Linked DNA regions of Homo sapiens: region 2 is linked to region 1. Evidence: chromatin loops called from intact Hi-C (ENCODE). Cell type or tissue: GM12878. All regions are shown on one strand. Each heading gives the region's core, and the rest is flanking DNA. Links, peaks and the distances in the headings are about the cores only.

What was found. A loop is a pair of places that touch in the nucleus more often than their neighbours do. Peaks named below come from ENCODE experiments on the same cell type or tissue, not always from the same donor. Only the 100,000 strongest peaks of a DNase experiment are listed, where the experiment ranks them.
Region 2: it touches region 1 in a loop (2.4-fold over the local background); 6 of 110 quality-filtered maps call a loop at or near these places.

The regions. Positions count from the first base shown.
Region 1 is chr15:47,702,028-47,707,413 of GRCh38, forward strand. It overlaps a transcript of SEMA6D not described here. Among named protein-coding and RNA genes, the nearest start is that of SEMA6D, 13 kb to the right of the region's middle. In GM12878, for the core only: no CTCF peak of the experiment used is centred there; no DNase peak of the experiment used is centred there.
Region 2 is chr15:48,082,336-48,087,721 of GRCh38, forward strand. No RefSeq gene overlaps it. Among named protein-coding and RNA genes, the nearest start is that of SLC24A5, 36 kb to the right of the region's middle. In GM12878, for the core only: a CTCF peak has its summit at 2,891 (motif pointing left); no DNase peak of the experiment used is centred there.

The DNA.
Region 1 (5,386 bases), core at 171-5,170:
TTTTTGGCCAAATTTTTATTCAGAAATTTATGTTAGCTTTAATTTTTCTTGCTTATAGAAACACATTTTCCCAATGATTTTTACCTACAGCCAGACACTGATGGTCATACTTGGCTGATGGATGCCTGTGACACAGCATTAATGTCTCTTCCCCATTCCTTGCCCCTCAGAAAAATGGGCCAAAACCTTCAGAAACACCTCACCAAAGAAGATATACAGATAGCAAATAAACATATGAAAAGATGCTCTACATCATATGTCATCAAAGAAATGCAAATTAAGCAGCAGGATACTGCCACACACCTATTAGAATGACCAAAATTCAGAACACTGACAACAAGAAATGCTGGAAAGGACGTGAAGCAACAGGAACTTTCATGCATTGCTGATGGGAATGCAAAATGGTACAGCCACTTTGGAAAACAGTTTGTTGTTTTCTTACAAAACTAAACATATGCTTACCATACAATCCAACAATCGCACATTTTAGTATTTACCCAGAGGAGCTGAAAACTTATGTCCACGCAAAAACTTGTATATGGATATTTATACAGCTTTGCTTATAATGGCCAAAACCTGGAAGCAACCAGAATGTCCTTCAGTAGGTGAATGGATAAACTATAATACATTCGGACCATGGAATATTATTCAATATTAGAATGAAATGAGCTATCAATCTATGAAAAGACATGTGAGGAAATTAAATATATATTATTAAGTGAAAGAAGCCAATATAAACAGGCTATGTACTGTATGATTCCAAATATGACATTCTGGAAAAGGCAAAACCAGGGACACAGTGAAAAGATCAGGGGTTGAGAGGGGAAAAAAGGAGGGATGAGTAATCAGAACATAGAAGATTTTTTTAAGGCAGTGGAACTGCTCTGTATAATACCATAATAGTGGATACGTGTCATTATGCATTCATCCAAACTCCTAGAATGTACAGCACAAATAGTGAACTGTAATGTAAATGCAGTGTGTAGGTGTTTATACAAAAAAACAGATGGAAAGATTTTGTACATAGCTCTATGTGAAAATGTATTTATTTATTAAGAGCAAAAATATGCTTATTTCAAATTTCCACGTACGACTTTTTCAAAAAGACACGATCCACTGAAATAACCCTCCAAAAGAATTTCTATAATCTATAGCAGGTGTACATGTTGTTAATCAAGTGCTTAATGTTACTCGAGCTAGCCCATTAATTTTAGATCACTGCAATATATGGCATGGGTGAAATTATATTTTTATAGGCTATACATTCATTTTATTGTACTTTGGGGCCTTTTGTAAAATCAATAAAAACATTTTCATGCTTTTTTTCTAAGACATGAAATACAAGTTTGCTATTTAAATATAAAGGTGCACATTTGCATAGTTAAATTTATGACATAGGCTCTAACTGTGATTTATGCCACAGTATCAATAATAACATATTTTTGTGCAATATGCAAACTTTCACGTGCATCACTATTCCTGTGGAAAAAAAAATGAAAGGAACCCACTACGTAGCAACCCAATTTGTGACAATTTCCAGAAACTCCTGCAGAGAAAAATGATGACTGTGAAAAACAGTTCCTGTTCTTTGAATTTGCATTTACATAAAGGAAAGTAGAAAATTAATATTATTATATAGATAATTCTGGCAAAAGAAACCACAAAAAACCCTGCAATATCCAAATCAATAATGGAAATAAAAAGTATGGTTAGGTCCAATACTAAACAATGGCCTAGTTCTCTCTCTTTTTCAGGGCAAGGGGAGATAGGGAGGTTTAACTCTGTGTGTATTTACCATCTGATGTTGGAATATTTTGAAAAGTTTTACAAGGCTTCAGATTTTCTTAATAAAGATTAAGTTGTCTGCTAATAAAATTAATCACTCTTAATGAAGGCAAAACCTTTTCACAGTACATGGGGGTGTGTAAAAGAAAGAAAATTATCTGTTGCAAAAACCCAGGGATTTTTGATATTTTGATATATAGCTTTACAGAGACACACATACATATGCGCTCATATATGCAGTCCTCATTTTGCTTTTGTTTTTCAAAAATGGAAGCACATGAAATAAGCTCTTCTATGGCTTATTTTTATCTGTCAGTATATAGTGGATATCTTTCTTTCTTTTTTAAAATTTTTGTAGAGATAAGGTCTTAGTAAGTTGCCCAGGCTGGCCTCAAACTCTTGAACTCAAGCAATGCTCCCTCCTCAGCCTCCCAAAGTACTGGGATTACAGTCATGAGCCACCATGCCCAGCCTACAGTGGATGTCTTTCTATGCATTAAGTGTTAATATATACCATCACTTTATATTTTTAAAATATTTTGTATAGTTTTAATGTATACCATCACTTTAAATAGTGAGTTTTTGCTGCCAATCTCAGAATATACATGATAATTCATATTTTGAGGCCAGGAACAGCAGCTCACGCCTGTAATCCCAGCACTTTGGGAGGCCAAAATGGGCAGATCACTTGAGCCCAGGAGTTCAAGACCAGCCTGGGCAACATGGCCAAACCCCATCTCTACAAAAAATTAGCTGGATGTGGTGGCATGTGCCTGTAGTCCCAGCTACCCAGGAGGCTCATGTGGGAGGACTGATTGAGCCCAGGAGCTCAATGCTGCAGTGAGCCATGGAGCCATGATCATGCCACTGCACTCCAGCCTGGGCAACAGAGCCAGACCCTGTCTCAAAAAAAAAATCTTGTCTTACTGCATTGATTAACACCTTCAAAATAACGGTAAATAACAGTAGCAATTGATGATTGATATCCATGGCTCTTATTTTCTTTTAAAAAAAGGATTCTTGTATTTTACCAGTAAGAACTGTTGGATTTTGAAATGAGAGGTTTACATTTTGAACATAGCAAAAAATTATCCTATTCTAGTTTTGTATAAGAGCTATAATCAAGTTGTACTTAAAGTTTTTTTTAAAAAAGGTTCTATAATAGTAAAAATACATTCACTTTTCTGGTAAGCATCTTTGTGTTACCACTCAAGCCATCCATTCAATAAATATATATTTAGCTAAACATTGTCCTAAGCACTCGGGATAAATATAAGGCCCACACTTTCTAGCACAGTTGAAGGCAATTACTTTTACTCTGAAGCACCTATGGGACACAGCCCAACAGTGGGGCAGGAGAGCAATGGTACTAAATGGAGAGAGGGGGACACTAACTAGAGGGGCTTATTGTAATGGAGAAGGGAGGCAGATCAAAGCACCCCCAAGTGATTCTGATATGGCCACCCAATTGGGCACTGGACTTTGGTAATATCTAACTTTAATTTAGGGTTTTACGGTTTTACTTTATAAAACTTACACGATGTTTTTACCAACATCATTTACTTTACCCCTAACAATAAACTTCACGTTAAACATTATCTCAACATTACTGAAGAGGAAACTGAAAGTTGGAATTGTTTAGAGGTCAAAGCTAAGCCGAAAATCAAAACTTGTGCCCTTTGTACTTACCCTTGTAAAATAATTGAATAAATGTAATACATGACTTAATAATTTTCATAATTTTTGGCAGTGGGATCTAGAATTCATTCTTCCCTGATTTTTTACCCAATCTCTCTCATTTCCTCCTTCAAGCAGAGAATCACCTCTTAATCACAACAGGCCTTTCCAACCAGTGTTTTTTCCCAATTCTTCTGAAGTACAGGAATACCTAAGACCAGTTCCCCAGGAAATTCCTGGGTTCTTGACGCACATTGACTTACGCTATCAAGAGGTAAGAGAGAAAGTGCAGGGCCAAAGTCTGTGCTGCACTACGAAGCATTTTGGCTTTCTATCAAGCTCTCAAGGCTTAAGGCCATTACCAGGGAACCAACACCTTCAGTGGATAGCCACACTCCTATGGCTTCCAATCAAGGGCAGCCTGCTTCTTCTCCAGAATGAAGACTGCTTCAGTCCCAGAGCCCTTGTCCTAATCTACCTCAGTTACGGGGCACATGTGAAAGACTGTTTGGGCAAAGGATGTTGTATTTTTCTGCCTCTTTGCAACTTAAGGAATATGAGAGGAAGAAAAGTGGTAGAGGGAACTCAGGAGGCCAGATCAGAAATTCAGTCTCTGCTGAAAACTGCCCCAGATCTCACTGCTAAAGTGGGATCTTGAGAGCTCTCTGGCATATTAAATATTCATCAAAAGTCAAACACTATTTTTTCAACATTTGACTGAATAAAAGTATAAATTTGTCCCATCTCTACTCTTGGATTGCTGTTATACATAGCACTAAATTACAGTTTTAATGAAGTCAGTTTAAAAGATGAGGAAAAAATCCTTTGTAGTTTATTCCTGCATTTCATTTTCTCTTAATTTAATCATAAACTAAAGAGATTCATAAATGTTTATGGAGGGTAATAAAGTGATATTTTTAATACAAAGGTTGCTTATGTAATTAAGCATACATTCTATGACATTCTATGTAAGTTGAAATGGTTTGCATGAAATTGACAAATACTTATATCTGTTTTATTTCTCTCTGCATTAATGACAAATCATAAAACAAAAAGAAAAGAAAAGTAAGTTCCTGGCAATGTAAGTACCTACAGTTCGCAAATTGAAACTGCAGATGCTGCTAAAGACTGTATCTTTTTCTTGGAAATGTTCCATTAAATTTAATTAGATTTCTCATTTGCTTTCCTTTTCACTCTGTCTCTGGACCTCTCTCTCTCTCTTTCTCTCTATTTTTCTCTCTCTCTCTCTCCTCTAGATATTAGGAGAACACTATATAAGTTGTTTTAAAATGGCCCACATAATATGAATGAAGGAACAAATCACCATAAGAAAAAAAAGTGCCCATTTTGTAATCCTATAACTATTACATGATAAATTGTCCTGAACGTACTGCTACCTCAAAGCACCCTGACCATTAACTAATACCGTGATGCTCACGATATCCATACTCACTCTTCATAAGCTTTCCTTTTTGAAATAAAATGGAAAACTCTGCTTAAAGAATTAAAATTATATCCTATACATTTCAGGGGTTTTTTTGTAAAGAGAATTGGAAGTGATCTAATCTTTTATTGTTATAGCATTTTATCATCTGGCTGTCAAGAGGTGATTCTTTTTCCTCTGAAATGATCCACTCTCTTTTATGTTTCATGTTAGCATTTCAAATCAAGTAAAATGACATGTTCATGATGTCCAAGAAAATTGAGAGGAGCTACTGAATTGTGTTTCCCTAAGTTCATTTACACTTTAGCAGCAAATCTTGATGATCAGAGCCTAAGGATGCCTAAGTTTACATGGAGTGGTAATGGTTAAGTAAATTGATTTGGGTAATTTTTCAACCTCATCTACACCACACTAAGACCAAAGTTCTCTAAAAATTTCTGAAATAATGATTTTTATATAGTTTCATTAAAAGTTTTAAAA
Region 2 (5,386 bases), core at 96-5,095, 380 kb after region 1:
TTGTGTGTTCCACATCTGAAGGTTCCCCTCACGTTGATCTCACGGGTGGCATACTATATCAGGATTATTGGTTAGATAACAGGAGAAGAACATCCCATACAGGGGGGATGGTTAGTTAGGAGAGGCAAGATGTCATGAGCAACAGAGCCACGTGAAGGCAGCAGAACCCAAAACAGCATAATATTTCAATTATTGGAAATCGGAAGCAAGGGAGAAAAAAGGAATCAAAACCTTCTCTAAGGTTTTGAGCTTAAGGGATGGGAAGTTTCGGGGGTAGTATTATCAGGAAAGGGAAACAAGGAGAAGAACCAAATTGTGAGCAGGAAAATGAGGTATTGGGTTTGGGAAATATTGACCCTCCAGTTACAGCAGGTCCAGGTGGCAATGTCCATCAAGCAGGTGGAAATGAGTGTCTGAAAATACAGACATGGACTCAGAAGGCAAACCTATTGGGTGAGAGTCAAAGATTTTCAAAGGTAGTGAGAGGGTAACTACAGAGAGGAGAACAAAGGTCGGACCTTGGAGACACCTTTGTTTGAGAAGAAGAAAAAAGAAGAGCTGGTAAAGGAGTTAGTACATGAACAACAAGAGTAGTGGAAGAAATAGGCCATAGCAGGACCAGCATGGTGGCTCACGCCTGTAATCCCAGCACTTTGGGAGGCCAAGGCGGGTGGATCACCTGAGGTTGGGAGTTCGAGACCAGCCTGACCAACATGGAGAAACCCCATATCTACTAAAAATACAAAATTAGCCAGGTGTCGTGGCACATGCCTGTGCCAGCTACTCGGGAGGCTGAGCCAGGAGAATTGCTTGAACCTGGGAGGCGGAGGTTTCAGCGATCTGAGATTGTGCCATTGCACTCCAGCCTGGGCAACAACAGTGAAATTCTGTCTCAAAAAAAAAAAAGAAGAAGAGAAGAGAAAAAGAAGAAATAGGCCAGAGCAGAGTGAGAAGAGAAGACAGAAGCAGTAAATGGAGCGTTGCTGCATTGCCCATTCACAAAATGCTCAGACACTTGCATTGGAGACTAGCCATCTGGGGCTCAATCTTGACCCCATCATCCAGGCATTATACAACTCAGGACATGTTAATTAAGCTCTCTGAGCCTTAGTTTCTTCATCTGGAAAATGGAGATAACCATAGTACCTCTCTCAAAGGGCCGTTGTAATGATTAAAAGAGATAACCTCTGCAAAGACAGCGCATGCTCAGAAATACCAGCTCGCTCACCAGCAGAGCTGCAGAATTTCAAATGGCAGCATTTCTGATTATTCTACACTGGAGTTGCCTCACTGTGAAGGAGCAAGTGGTCAGCAATGGTCAGGAGTATCAAGGAAGCTCACGATTGGCAGTTAGGACATGATAGGTGAGCCAGTAGGGAATTTTTTCTTTGGAACAATGGACACAAAAGCCAGATTCCGAGAGGCTGAGAAGCAAGTGGCTTATTCTTTCCTATAGACTCTGTCCTTGCTGTCCCCTCAGCTTACTTCTGTATGTATCCTTCCAAAGTTTCTTTGTGTATACAAACAAATATTACACAGATTTAAAAGATAGTACACTATCCGATCTGTTCTGCACCTGACTTGCACTAGCAAATGTCTTGGAGCTCTTTCCAATGTATGGTTGCATTGTAAGTTTGTCCTCTATTGATAAACATTTGGGTTGTTTCCAATCTCCTGCTTTTATAAATAAGGATGAAATGATTAACTATGTACACATGTTATTTCATGCAGCAGTTCTATCTGTAGGATAAATTCCCCAAGGTGAAGTTGCTGCAGGACAAAATCTTAATCCAACCTATCCAACCTAAAAAGAGAACCAACTCCTACAAATACAAAAACCAAGGCTATAATTCTTCTGTGAGGTGTCCAGTGTAGCATAGGAACAGATAACTAAAAATCCCTACAGGAAAGATATTTCTTACTTCATCTCTTTATAAAAACAGAAAACAAACCCAAACACCCATGATGAATATGGATTTTACTCTTCATTTAATGTGCTTTGCTCCAGATGTTATAGAAATCATTGAGTTTGATGTACTCTGTTACAATTTTTATTCACAATGCTATTCAAAGTCTTTTGAACAACCTCAGGGAGGTGGCTGAGTTTTTCAGGAAAATTAATACACAGAAACCTGAGTTGGAGATGGTTACAATGACAACTTTAGGGCCATTTTATGATCACACGACCTCAGCAATCATATATTTCGAAATTGAATTATTGAGTTAGTGGTTGGCAGACATGCAAGCTTAGATTCATATGGTTCCCCACTCCTTTCCTGGCTGTTTCCAGCACTCTGACCCCAAAAGCAACTGCATAACCCTCACTTTGTAACAAGGAACCTCTTCTTCCAGGAGACTGAAAGCACTAGGCCAGCCAGTATGTTCATGGCCACTAGGAGTGAAGACTTGCCACTTCAATTGCATTGTGTGGAAGAGATAGAAAAAATTAAGAGTCAGGAGGTGGCCTGTTCTCCTTATTTCTGACATCAATCATTTCCTTCTAGATGATTCTGACAGTAAGAGAGTTGAGTTTCCCAGGGGAGCTCCATCCCAGGTCATATCCTCATAAAGCAGAATGAGCTCCCCTTCCACAGTCCACCCCAAGGACAAACCCTATAGGCTGAACAGAAGGCCAGTCCAGACACCCCAAAAGAGACTACAGGGGGCCCTGTGCCTATGAAGGATTTGAGAAAAAGAAGATAGCCAAGTGGGTGAAAGTACAAAAATACCAGAGTCTTGTGCTTTGTGGTATTTCTTATCAAATTGAATAATAATGATAATAATAGCAAAAAGTTAGAAGTCTTGGCCCATGAGAAAGGAGCAACAGGGAGCTAAGCCAGCAAAGTTGGAGGCAGCTTACACTGTAGTGCTGAAGATGGTGCCACCTGGTGAAAATTCAGGGAGACAGCACAGGGTTAAAGTAAAAAAGCTCAAGAAACTCCAGCAAGCTAGGGGAGCCTGGAGAAAAGACATCAGAAATCGAAGTGCAGCTGCTCTTTTTTGCTGTTTAAATCATTATATATTAGCTGCAAATTTAGTTTGTTGGCCAACACTCAAAAGTGACATATGGCCAATAAAAGGTTTGGTGGAGTTTTCCATCTGCTGTTCAACTTCACTGTGGCTTCCACACGTACAGCTCAGTATCAAAGGAGGCTGCACTTCAGAATCCTCTCGTGAGCTGTATGCAAGCCATTAAATGGGCACTATTCTAAGCCATTGTATGTCACCAACCGTGCAGAATGTTCGACGGGTTGATGCGCATGTTCTCTGAAATCTGTTTCACTCTCAGATGGAAGCGCCTTCCAGGATCCATAGAACAAAAAGTGCCTGAACGGACAAGGCCTCTGGAATATTGCAGGTGGGGATGCCAGAAGTTCTACAAGTGGAGTTCTGACGCATTAGCTGGATGCTCAGCAAAAAGCTTGTGAGAGACAACTACACCCCGGGCACTCATTAAAACCCAAGCCAAATGCAAAGGAATTGGCAGGTGCAAGAGGCTCCGTTTTAGAAACTGTAGCCATTTTGCAAAGGGAAGAGGTTTATTTTCCTGGCTCTAGATTGTTCATTTCACCCACCTTGGAACTAGAATTGCCTGCAATTTAACAAATCAAGGCTAGGTAGTCCAGTTTGCACTCAGTTTTCAACCGTCAGTCAGCCTGTATGCTCCCTGTAAATGTCATCCCGCTGCCCTCTGCAGCTAATATTCAGAGACACATCAATGGTCTTGCTGCAGTTTTGTTTTTATAGCCACACTGCAATGGAGAACACATTTTTACCACAAAAACTTGGAATGAGAAGTATCCAGCTACTCAAAATTATTCTAATCCTTTTCTAATTGTTGTGTTCTTAAAAAGGAATTGGAGGATGAATAATATCCACAAGTGATTTCTTTGTTCGGGTAAAAGAACAAAAACTGTCCCAAAAGATGATTTCACTATAACCCAGACAGATCCGAGCAGGAGAAATGATGATTCACAGTGCCATATTTGCTTGCATTCTGCATGATGCTGTCATTTCTCCTGCCTGTTCTGCACCTGTCAGAAATATACTGCCAGAGGCAGAGTGAGATTCTGGGCTAGACTCAAAGAACGCCTGTCGCTGACTCCTGTTTTGAATTTGTTGGCAAAGAGATGGCAGAAGGGCAGCAAGGATACAGGGACAGAAAGGCGACTTTTGAAATACTACATAGGAGCTGGTGTAAAAAATAAAAAGTCCGTAAGTCTGTGAGGAGTGGCACAAATTATAACAATGAATCATTTGCGCAGAAATGGGCCCTCAGTTCTGACAGACAGCAAGGATTTAGGAAAATGGATTCCTCCTGGGTTCAGCAAGAAGCCAAGGCGAGGAGGCCAGTGGTGCTTGGGGTTTGGCAGAGAGTCACAGACTCTTCCTCCGATGTGCTGACTTGGCAAAAACTCAGTCCTCAAGGAGCCAGCCTCTCTGGAGACTATAATTTTTTTTAACCCATGTGCATTTGAGGGAAAATTTAATCTGTCTGCCTCTGACTCATTTACACTTAACTCATCAAAAAGTTGTTTTGCTTTGTGCTTATTTGATGGTCAGTAAGTTAAAGTCTAATTTAGAAACAGCCTCAGGTCCTGGAAAAAGACCCAAACCACGACCCGAGACTCAGACCCAGCTTCTGCTTTGATTGCAAAGAGTGGGAGGTTATTTCCTTGGATAACACTTCAGGGAATGTGGTCTCTACATTTTAACCTTTTCCCCTTGCTCCCATCACTCAATACATAAGCACACAAACTCACACTCACACTCACACACACCCACTCAACTAAGGAACTGAGTCATGTCGGAGGTCAATGGGACAGGATGCCTAATAGTCTCTGTTGGCCATGATAACCCTGCTATTATCATAGTAATGGTCAAGGAACATCATCCTTAACCATGAACTTAAAGGTGCAGCTTCTGGAAGTAAATTGCCTTGGGTTCAAGTCCTGCCCCTGCCTTTTTCTTACTGTATTACCTTAGGCCAGTTACTTAATCCATCTGGGCTTCAGTTTTCTCATTTGTAAAATGTGGATAATGATCACAGTACCCATTTCACAAATGCCAAGGCTTAGATGCATCGACTTACAGGTAGTACTGAGCACAGTCACTGCATGGTGTGAGTACTTCCTCAGGGCCTCCACCTCCACAAAATCTATGAACTTTACCGTTTTTTCTCAGGTGAATCAAACACCCATATGACACCTGTATGTGCCACTTCAGATCCTCTCAGCCTCGCCTGACTTCTGCCCCAGTGGTCACTGCAGTGACCAGCTCTTCATGGTCTCTGAGCAGCTTTACACAGGTGCAATATGGCAGCACTCACTGCATGCCTGTGCTGTGTGCCTCTCACCTCTGCAAAGACCTCTCTATTGCCTTTGGT